2 separate regions of the Homo sapiens genome follow, and region 2 is linked to region 1. A link is a contact called in ENCODE Hi-C or POLR2A ChIA-PET data. All regions are on one chromosome and are shown on one strand. The core of a region is the stretch at or near the end of the contact, and the rest is flanking DNA. Distances in the headings are between cores, read along the strand shown.

Region 1 (5,661 bases), core at 1,525-4,024:
TTGCCTGTGTCATTATATTGGAAATACTGAAGTGTACCAACATGCTAAATGAATGAATCATTCATCAAACCCCAAGTGGTTGTTGATGGAATTTTCACACTTACTTAGCTTGACGGAAAGGCCAGAATACCTGGAGTCCCCATGATTCTTGGAGAGCTGTGTAATTCAAATCAAACCCCATTTTAAAATATTACTATAAATTTTTTTTATATGTGGGGTAGTAGGAGAGTACAGAACAAGTTGCTTTATAATAGAACCATGGTATTGATGCCATGTTTATAAATGACTATTTAAACTACTAAATATTAATAGATATTCTTCCCTGGTGAGGATAACATTAGAATCAGAACAATCGATCCTATTTCTTAATGTCCAATTTACATAGGCTACCTTCCATCCATGCAGCATTGCACAGAAAATGTCTTTGTAATTTTTGGATTAGAAAATTTAACAATATGAAAGATCTAATCCCCTCCTCCATTTCTGCAGATTATTTTATTGATTTTGGGCTATTTCCAGTGTCCCCTTTTTCAGTGACTGTGGAATCGCTAGAAGTATTCTTAAAAAAAACCTTGAAGGTCATTAGATCCTAGGCAATGAATGCCTTCATTCAACAAGGGTACTGCCCTCCTTTGCCTACAAGCCGTTTAACATCAGCAAGTTCCCCCAAAGGGCCTGCACTTTAACTTGTGTGATGTGTGACCGAACAGGTCACATATCTAAAATACTTAGCTTTCTCAAATTTCTCTGGTCGGCAGCACTGAGTCACTAATGCCACAGTCACAATGTTTCAGACTAGATTGACCTCTTTCTAGTTTTCAATGGAATTATTCCATGTAATCCGATTTACACAGCCATTTAATCAAAGCGAGAAAGGAGATTACAGAGCTCACATTTGTTTTGCAAAGCAAGGGTGCAAGGATAATCAATCCTACTGCCTCTCAAAGTGACTTGATAGTACATCCCCTGGCTTTGGAGTGTTGGACATTAACCTTATCTGTCTCCTGTGTTCTTGTTTAAATAGGAAGGTTTAGGCTCTTTTCCTGAACTAGAAGGTAGCAGCTTCTTCCCCCAGATCTCACCACCATCCATGGGAGCAGATGCTACTATAAGAAGGAATAGGTCTCTACCCTTCTTATAATTTCGCAGAAAGCTTGTCTAAATCAAGAGATTACAATAAAACTTTTCTTTTGTTGCAAGAATCTTTAACATTTGCATTTCGACAGCACGCTGTGGTGATTCCAGGTGCGGTGCTCAATGCCTTGCCTGAAAGCTAACCTGCTTGTAAGAGAGGGGAGAGGCACATCGCGTCTTTTCTCTTAGAGAGTGCTCTAGAGACTATGCAAGCCTCTTTTAGCCAGGCAATGTCCCTTTCCCCTGCCTTTTACCACACCGGTACAAGGGGCTAGAGTCTTGCAACTTTTTGCAGGCCTAGATATCTGTTTAAAATATGATGCTAAGCAGGTCATTTGATAAAGCATTTTGAGCACATTGATGCCTTCATTCTACACCAACGATGTGTACAAACACCCCGGTTTCCTTTTTCCCCACCACTTCCACCCCTTCCACACATTTCAGGAACTGCAATCTCCAACAGAACCTCTGGGGGGTGAAAGGGCAACCCTTAGCCAACCGCGGCAGATAACACATAACAATTTCTAAGGGGGAAAGTGAGAGGAGGTAACAATCAACAATGGTGAAGAGAACTGTGGATAGGGGCACCGTGGCGGCCCTTTCTAAACGAAGAACCAGGTATTTTCTTCAAGGGAAAAAAAAATCTAATTGTCCCCCCAGGCAGCGCTTTACCCACAGTGCTTTATGTATAATGCAGAATTTAGCAGCACTGGGAATTATCTCAATCACTATCATTCAGAGGTGCCTATTTTATAAAAAGCCTTTATCCCTTTTGAAATGGAAAAAGGTGCGTGCATTGTGGAGGTACTAGAGCTCTTTAGAGCCCACACAGAGCTGCAAACTAGGCAGACACCGCCGAGAGCCAAGTTTCCCGGGCAGGCGGGCAGGTTCCCGCCCCGCCGAGAGCTGCCGCTTAGGAGTTCCGCGTTGGCTTCGCTCCCGCGGCTGCACCCGCGTTCGCGCCGCTCCTGGTGCCCGGCGCCCACCTCGGGGCTACACAAATAAATCTGAGTGAGAGAGCTAGTGAGGGTGGCGCGTGGGGTGCTGTTTCATAATCTCCTGGAATCCACGGGAAAACCGTCTCCTATGCAAAGACATGCCTTCCCGTGATAACTTAACATTCCATGGCCCAAAAGCCAATCTTTCCACCAGACGGGAATTACGGTTTCCGACTGACAGCTCAAAACTTAACTGCTGAGGCTCCAAACTTGACACTGGCTCCCTCTCAGCACTCCCACTCCTTTTCTCCCTGGCTCACCCGGCTCGGCTCGGGATCACACACCACGCCGGCCTCCCCCGCATCCTCTTGTCTCACCCGGCAGGCACAGCCCTGCACGCCCCAGCTGCAAGTCCCAGGGAGCGCCGGCTTCCCCGGGGCACCGGGCGCGATTTTTCCTGGAGAGCCTGGGAGCTCCCGGGCGCGCCCTACTCACTTGTGTCTTCTTCATAAGGAAAGGCAGCGCTGCGATCCAGCACAAACAGTGGTGTGGCGACTCCGTTTAGCTGTTCTGGAGCTCCAGCATATTGCACGAACAGCGGCGGCAGATAGTCCACGCATTGGGTAGCCCGAGCGCAGCGCCCTCTCCACTGTCCCTGCTTCCCGCAGCGCTTCTAGTCTCGGCGCGAGGCGGCGAGCGAAGCCCGGCTGCTGAGCCGCCGGCGCTTTTATACAGTTCCCGCCCGCCTGCTCCGGACACGCCTCCTTCCCTTCCGGAGCCCGGGGTAGGCGAGAAGCAGGCAAGGGCGCGGAGGGAAGAATCGGGAGGGCGGCCAGAGCACGGTAAATGCCCCAGAAGTTTGGCAGATTAGGCCAACCTTGTCCGCTCGCCTGGGGGCCCCGGACCTGCACTGGCGGGAGACCGCGAAGGCGCGGGGACGCAGAGGGCGAAGCTTGGTACCCTGCAGCTACTGCTCGCGAGGAGTCCCAGCTTACCCTCCCGGATCCGCTGGGGCTCACCTGGCACCCCCGGGGACAGACGAAATACCTCGCGCGCCAGAGAGGGCTCGGAGCTCCCTCTGTTATACAAAGTCGGAGAGGGAGAGGAGTCCGGGAGGTTCGGAGCAAAGAATTCACCCTGCCTGCCTTAGAGAAATAAAGTTTAATTGCGATCTGTAGTTAGGCCATTGTCCTATCACCTCTATTTTTTAAAAAAAACAATTACTTTAGTGAATGAATATTTAATAATTACAAGAATTGTTGACTCAAGGTTAAGTATTGCAAGGGGAGACGCTTCATTTGGAATGGTTTGTTACTGTGTCTTTAGAAATTAAGATTGAAAGAGAAGCGATAGATTATTAAACTACAGGTCGCCAACACAGCAAGGCTTTGAAAGTTGTACTTTTTTGAACGGAAAGATAATGCAACCACAATAATAATAGCTAACATCATTATGTGATGCACTTATTCATGTGCCAGGTGCCAGACTAAGAACTTCGCATAGATTATCTCATTAAATTCTTTCATCAAATCTATTAGTGTAGATCTTATTATTTTATTCCCATTTTATGGACGATGAAATACAAGGTTAATTTTCTTGACCAACCATATCTAGTAAATGGCAGAGCTCTAATTTAAACCTGGAGCTCCAGCTGTACAGTCTTAAAAAATACTTCAAATATTTTATTGATTCTCCAGAATGTGTCTGTTTTTGTTTGTATAACTGGAGAACATTCCAAAGCATTTCATTAATTTTTTAAAAGAAAATATTAGCTGAACATTAACATCAGTGATCTTTAAAAGAAAGAATAATGTATGAGTTTAGGAATTAGTTATTTTAATAATAGAGTAGGAGTCCAAATTTGCTTTAATTAGTTCCGGTGCGTTTGTTAAACATGAATATGCCAAACCTGTAATCAGGGCGAAGCTTGTTTATTTCACTCCAGATGTGCTGACTTCTGTGATTTCCCCAAATGTGGGAAACTCGACTGCATAATTTAGTGGGGGACTGCGTTCTCACTTTCTCATGTTAGAAAAAATATGTATAGACAGCACATCAATCATGATTCCAAGTTGATAGTTGCTTAGAAAGATTTTTATACATTAGGTACTCTTAGTACAAATATATCGAACATCAAATATCAAAATGAGCTTAATTTGGATACTGGAGGCATAGCAAATGATTGTTTTTTTTTTCTTCAAGATTTATTTTTATTTTTTATTTTTTAGATGGAATCTCGCTCTGTCTCCCAGGCTGAAGTGCAATGACGCAATCTCGGCTCAATGCAGCCTCCGCCTCCCAGGTTTAAGCGATTATCCCGCCTCAGTCTCACAAGTAGCTGGGATTACAGGTGCCCACCACCACGCCCAGGTATTTTTGTTGTTGTTGTTGTTGTTTTAGTAGAGACGGGGTTTCACCATTTTGGCCAGGCTGGTCTCGAACTCCTGACCTCAGGTGATCCGCCTGCCTCAGCCTTCCAAAGTGCTGGGATTACAGGCGTGAGCCACTGCACCCGGCCCCTTTAAGGCTTTTTTGAAGTGGAGAATTTTATTTTTTTTCTCCAGCTTTATTAAGTTATATTTGACAAAAATAGTATCTATTTACCACGTACAATGTGATGTTCTGCTTATGTATACATTGTGAAATTATTAAATCAGGCTAAATAGTATATCCATCACCTCACATACTCATCATTTTTGGGAGCTGAGAGTATTTAACATCTACTCTTTGTAGTTTTGGAGTACCTCAGTATATTCAGGGGATTGATTCCTAGACCTTTCAGGTATACCAAAATCTACATATATTCAAGTCCCACAGTCAACCCTGCAGAACGTGCAGACACAAAAGTCAGCCCTGCTTATACATGGGTTTTACATCTCTAGAACACTGTATTTTCCATCTGAGTTTGAAAAAAAAATTGCATATAAGTAGACCCATACAGTTCAAACCTGTGTTGTTCAAGGGTTAACTGTATACAGTACATTAACTGTAGTTATCATGCTGTACAATAAATCTCCAGAACTTATTCATCCTGTCTAACTAAAACTTTGTACCCCTTTACCACCATTTTCCCCCCAAGAAAAGAAATATTTAGTGTCAATATAAACTCACTTTCATGTATAACATTAAGTAAATAACAAGTAGTACTAAAGGAGGACAGATACGACAAAAATAATCAAAATGGTATGAGAGTTACTGAAGCCTGGGAATCATAAATCTAACCATACGGATTTTATGAGACCAATAGAAAGGAATGGCCTAATTTGTTGTACCAGGTTTAAAGAAACAAGGCAGTGTTCCTAACAGAAATTCAGTTCAATTTCTTTTCATTCAACTCAATAATACATGCTACGTTCATCTCCTACAATGCATTCTCATTCTCCTCTCTCTTTCTCCCTCTTTCCATTTTTTTTCCCTCTCAGTTCTGTCTCCTCCTCCCACCTCCACCATTCCCTGGTTCTAGCTTTCTTAATATCACTGACTTTCTCATACGTAACTGTATCTTTTGTTTCCCTCATACTGCTGCATTACAGTTTTGTTGTGTAATAATGTTACTTGAATCAAGAGAATGTCGAAGCAAATATCCAAG
Region 2 (5,221 bases), core at 1,719-4,218, 280 kb before region 1:
GATAATACACTGCACTATAAATGACCAGTACACTTTTTGCTTAAGAATGTTTATCACCACATAAATAGCAAAAATAAACAAAATAAATATCTACAATTGGAAATGACCTAATATCCATTGTATGAACAAATGTAATGGATTATGTTACAACCACAAATGGAATACAAAACAGCTTCTAAAAGTTATATTTTAAAAAATATATTGGCCAGCGTGTTGGCTCACGCCTGTAATCCCAGCAGTTTGGGAGGCTGGGGCGGGTGGATCACCTGAGGTCAGGAGTTCGAGACCAGCCTGATCAACATGGTGAAACCCTGTTTCTACTAAAAATACAAAAAATTAGCTGAGCATGGTGGCGCATGCCTGTAATCCCAGGTACTCGGGAGGCTGCGGCAGAAGAATCGCCTGAACCTGGGAGGCAGAGGTTGTAGTGAGTCGAGATCGTGCCATTGTACTACAGCCTGGGCAACAAGAGCCAAACTCCATCTCGAAAAAAAAAAAAAAATTTAATAATGTGAGAAAAAAGAACGCAAACTCTGATAACATAGGTGGGAGAAAAGAAATTGTTTATAAAATTACATATCAATATTTAAAATTTACATACATACATGTAAAATATACACATATATGTATGTATTTATTCCCTCATCTTTTTAGAGATTTGACAAAAATTGTACATATTTAAGATGTACAATGTAGTATTTTGATACAATGTATGGTGATTATCACAATCAAGATAATTAACATATCCATCAATTCATACAGTTACTATTGTGTATTTGTGTGTTTGTGTGTGTGTGTGTGTATGGTGAGAGCACTTAAAACCTACTCTCTTAGCAAATACCAAGTATATAATTCATTATTAAATACATTATTACATTATTATTATTAACTATAATCACCATGCTGTACAACTAATCTCATTTTATCTTATAATTAACAGTGCGTACCTTGACCTTGTTTGATTTGGGTCAAAGGGTACAAACACATTTTTTATAGAAAACATACCATAATTTTAGCCATGTTTATTATGAGTATTATTTCCTTCTTCACACTTTTCAATTTTTTCCAAATAATAAACATTAGAAAAACAATGAATATTATCGCAAAGCTAAATGACTATCTAAATCAGCATTCATTGGTTTCCTTTCTTGATTGCATACTGCTCCTCACACTGCAGGCATTCAGTGAATTTTGGTGAATTGTGAGGAATACTGGGGCCGTTGGCTTGTTGAGAACTTCTTAAAACTTTCAGCCATTCTATTCCTATAAATTCTCTGGTGAGTTGATTTGAAAATTTTTGACATACTTAATTTTTTTTTTCATATTTCCAAGATAGGGCACCAGAATATCATTGTTGGCTTTACCTATCTGTTCTTCCCCTTTAAATAAAAAACACTAAACTGCTTCCTGTCATCTGAGAGATGAAACTTCAGGATAACTAGTAGTGTAGACAGACAGACAGACTATCTGCCAATTTCTTTTTTTTTTTTTTTTTTTTTTTTTTTTGAGACAGAGTCTCACTCTGTCGTCCAGGCTGGAGTGCAGTGGCGCGATTTTGGCTCACTGCTACCTCCGCCTCCCGGGTTCAAGCAGTTCTCCTGCCTCAGCCTCCCGAGTAGCTGGAATTATAGGCGCGTGCCACCATACCCGGCTAATTTTTGTATTTTTAGTAGAGATGGGGTTTCACCATGTTGATCAGGCTGGTCTCAAACTCCTGCCTCATGATCCGCCTGCCTCGGACTTCCAAAGTGCTGGGATTACAGGCGTGAGCCACTGCGCCTGGTGACTATCTGCCAATTCTTAAGTAAAACATATCTTTTTGACTTTTACATATCCAAATGGGATATTTTGAGTTGGCCTTCCAGTGTCTGTTCATTTTCTTTTTCTATGTTTATTTCTCAGCTATACCACCCATCCCATACAGCTTTCATTTTGGGTATCCATATCAGAGTATAGATGCTCCTTGACTTATGTTGCGGTTATGTCCTGATAAACTCATTGCAAGTTGAAAATATATAAGATGAAAATGCATCGAATACACCTAACCTAGCAAACATCATAATTTAGCCTACCCTACCTTAAATGTGTTCAGAACACTTATATTGGCCTACATTTGGGCAAAATCATATAACATCAAGCCTATTTTCTAATAAAGTGTTGAATATCTCCTGTAATTTATTGAATAGTTCACTGAAAGTGAAAAACAGAATGGTTGTATAAGTATTGGAAGTCTAGTTTCTCCTGAATGTGTATTGCTTTTGAACCACCATAAAGTAAAAAAAAAAAAAATCATTTAATTCAGGGACTGTCTGTAGTTCATTAAGAAGGTTAATGTATCTAAATACAGTCTATCCAGGCTTATCTTCATGGGACTTGGTTATCTTTGTTTTTCATATGAAGAGGTATAATTGGCCAGTTTCCTGTAAAGCTGAAAAAGCCCAGTATCTCTTGAAATAAAATACTTTGCTTTTGTACAGTGTAAGTTGATTAAATTGTTGCCTTTTTTCCCTATGTATCTTTCTTATAAACTTGCTTTGTTAAAAATGTTAATTTTTTCACATTTTCCTTGTATTTTTCATTTTGAGTTTCTTTTACAAGGCTTCTCTTTATTGACAGTATATTTACTTAACTCTTTTTGTTGATCAGCACAAGTCATTTTGGGAAGCTGCCCATTATAGAGGGCAGCTAAGCACACTCTTCAAATTAATACAAAAATCTGTGGCCAAGTGAATATTTGATGTAAATGTGAAATTCTTCATGCTTGCCAATGAAAATCTGTCTTTTTAATCAAACTACTTTTCTTCTTGGTTAATAGAATCATAATAGTAAACTCCTTTCATTTTTTTTCTCAGTCTCCTCGATTTGAATGTTGTTACCTTATTATTCTTTATCTCATGATTTTCTTTTGTTTCTTAAATGTCAGAATATACCTGTAATTCCAGTTCCCTGGTGTGGCTGGCAGCCTCTAACAGAACTCTCAATGATTTCTGTTTCCTGGAGTTCCCCTCCTTTTGAGTGTGGGTTGAATTTAGTGACTCACTTCTAATGAATAGAATGTGGCAGAAGTAAGTGATGAGATGTCACTTACAAGATTAGGATAAAAAGACATTGTGGCTTCTGTCCTGGCACCCTCTTGCTCTCTCACTTGCTCACTCTAAGAAAAGCCAACTAGCATGGAGATTTTTTTCATAGCTTCCCTAAGAAGATAATCATTTAACAAGGGACAGGCGAGGCTTCTAGCCAACAGCCAGTAAAGAGCTGAGGTCATCAGTTCAATACCCCATGAGAAACTGAATCCTATCAACAACCATGTGAGGGAGCTAGGAAATATTTCCCCTCTCAGCTGAGCCTTCAAATGCGACCATAGTGTCAGTTGACACCATCGCTACAACCTCATGTAAGCGTACTTGCATTCCTGATCCACAGAGTGAGATAATAAATGGAATGAGATAATAAATGTGTGAGTTTTTTGAGACAATTCTGAAATAAAATATTATGAATCAATAGATAACTAAAACACTTTGCCACATATATTTTCTGATATTCATGTATAAGGGAAGTTTTACAAGTATATTACTATGATCATTTCACCTTACAAATGGGAAAGATTTGAAAATTACAAGATGTTGGAATGTAAGTTCAGAAGATACCATTTTGAGTAAAAGATATAGATATGATTGTGCATTGTCCAGCAAGTAATTGCTGAAAATTTCTAATTCCTAATGAAAACATTGAACCAACAAGATGTAGACTTCCTGCACCTAATGAGCTAAATATGGAAATGCATGAGTCAATGGGAAATCAGCTCTCACTTCTTATGAAGTAACCCTGAGAAATGTGAAGCAAAGAAAATATGATGGCTGTTTCTATCAACACGAGCTTAAAGAGGGTGGAAAGAACTCTAATACTGAAACCTAGTCATAGGTCAAGGCTGCAGAATTCGCCCCATTTCCATTTTGCTGATTCATATCAGTCAGATATGACTATGCCACTTGATTTTGTCATAGAGCAAACCCAACAGTGGTTAAGCCACGTTCCAAGAATAATTTAACACTATCTCCTTCTACCCCCACAAACACATGCACTGACCACGTGGTCATCCCCCTGCAGTAATATGTACTGGAGCAATGACTCAGCTCACAGTTCTACCCTATAGCTATGTTTGTGCCACTACCACCTCCTGCCTCAAAGAAACTCTTGCCAGGGTGATTTACCAAGGATAAAGATGTCTAATTTAAGTTGGACCAACCCAATTCTCTTTCTTGGAAATTTGAAACTAGAAGAGAGCCACATGGAGAATGAAGGTAATTGAAGCTAGGATAGCTAATATTGATACTTCAGAGAACATCCAAGAGCTTCTTTCTGATGCCAAAGACCCAGAACAGCCTTTGTCCCTAGCCTTTGTCAAAGTAGAATGATGGCTCCAAGCCTTTCACTTCTTAGTAATGTGTTGTCTTAGTAATCTAATCTTAGTAAGTGTTATCTTAGTAATCTAATCAATGTAACTTTCTTACATTAGAGTAATTTTTGGTTGTTTAACAGGTAGGCCAGACCTACTATTATTTATCCCCTACGTCCGTATCAAATAGGCTTCTGCTTGAAGATCTTGGCTGACACAAGACTCTAATTTAGTTTTCCCACACAGATAAGGTAATAAAATAAAGACAAATGAATTGATTTTATTGTTAAATGAGTCATGAATTTTGATGAGCTTGGATCTTGACAACAAGTATAGAATTTAAGATGTGGAAAAATATTCTTGGAAGGCAAGGTCATCAGATCCGGAGTCCATTCTAAATCCCAGTGGAACTCTGTGACTGCTTAATGCATAAGACACAGTTGGGTTCAGATCTTTATAATGTTCCACACTGACTTCCTGACTGTCTCAAGTAGCTATTTCACGGTCTCTTAAGAGGTAACCTGTATCACCAATTTTTTATTAAACCTGTGGATTTTGCATCAGAAAAGTTATTCTGATTAATTTGGGGCCATTTAGAAGAGCAAAACAGTATTTTAGTAAAATGTTACCTTCAACAAGTATGTTATTGTAATTTAGTCATTGGGAAGATTAATTCGTCTTCTTTAGAAAATATTGCAGCCTAACACAATGATTAAAAGCATGAGATTTAGTAATTTCAAACCTTAACTCTCCCAGAGTTTGGCTGCTCCTTCATTTTAGAGGGATTAGTTCAGGTCATCCTGGCAGGTTCCCATATCAGTG

Evidence for each region. Hi-C counts contacts between places; a loop is a spot of excess contacts on that map. ChIA-PET counts read pairs that join two places held with the same protein, here RNA polymerase II (POLR2A). Pooled maps may share reads with other maps.
Region 2: a loop to region 1 is called in a map of PC-9, with 9 times the contacts of the local background. The contact joins the enhancer-like site here to the promoter of KITLG in region 1. A Hi-C loop is called at or near these places in 3 of 168 maps with a recorded cell type or tissue (Calu3, PC-9 and mammary epithelial cell) and 6 of 50 pooled maps. POLR2A ChIA-PET finds 5 or more read pairs at or near these places in 5 of 52 experiments (AG04449, AG04450, GM12878 and 2 more).

What each region holds. Positions count from the first base shown.
Region 1 is chr12:88,577,697-88,583,357 of GRCh38, forward strand. KITLG (KIT ligand) reads right to left here and starts at 2,775. Exons shown (of 10, transcript NM_000899.5): 1 at 2,568-2,775. The coding sequence starts at 2,582. It overlaps LOC105369885 (a long non-coding RNA gene), which reads left to right and starts at 2,840. Exons shown (of 4, transcript NR_188177.1): 1 at 2,840-2,914; 2 at 4,301-4,442. It also overlaps the pseudogene RNU1-117P.
Region 2 is chr12:88,295,828-88,301,048 of GRCh38, forward strand. No RefSeq gene overlaps it. Among named protein-coding and RNA genes, the nearest start is that of TMTC3, 160 kb to the left of the region's middle. Within about 2 kb of position 2,969, at least 5 of the 41 ENCODE cell types and tissues checked have a DNase peak (open chromatin) inside an H3K27ac peak, as active enhancers do; they include GM12878, PC-9 and mammary epithelial cell, where a contact is called at or near this core.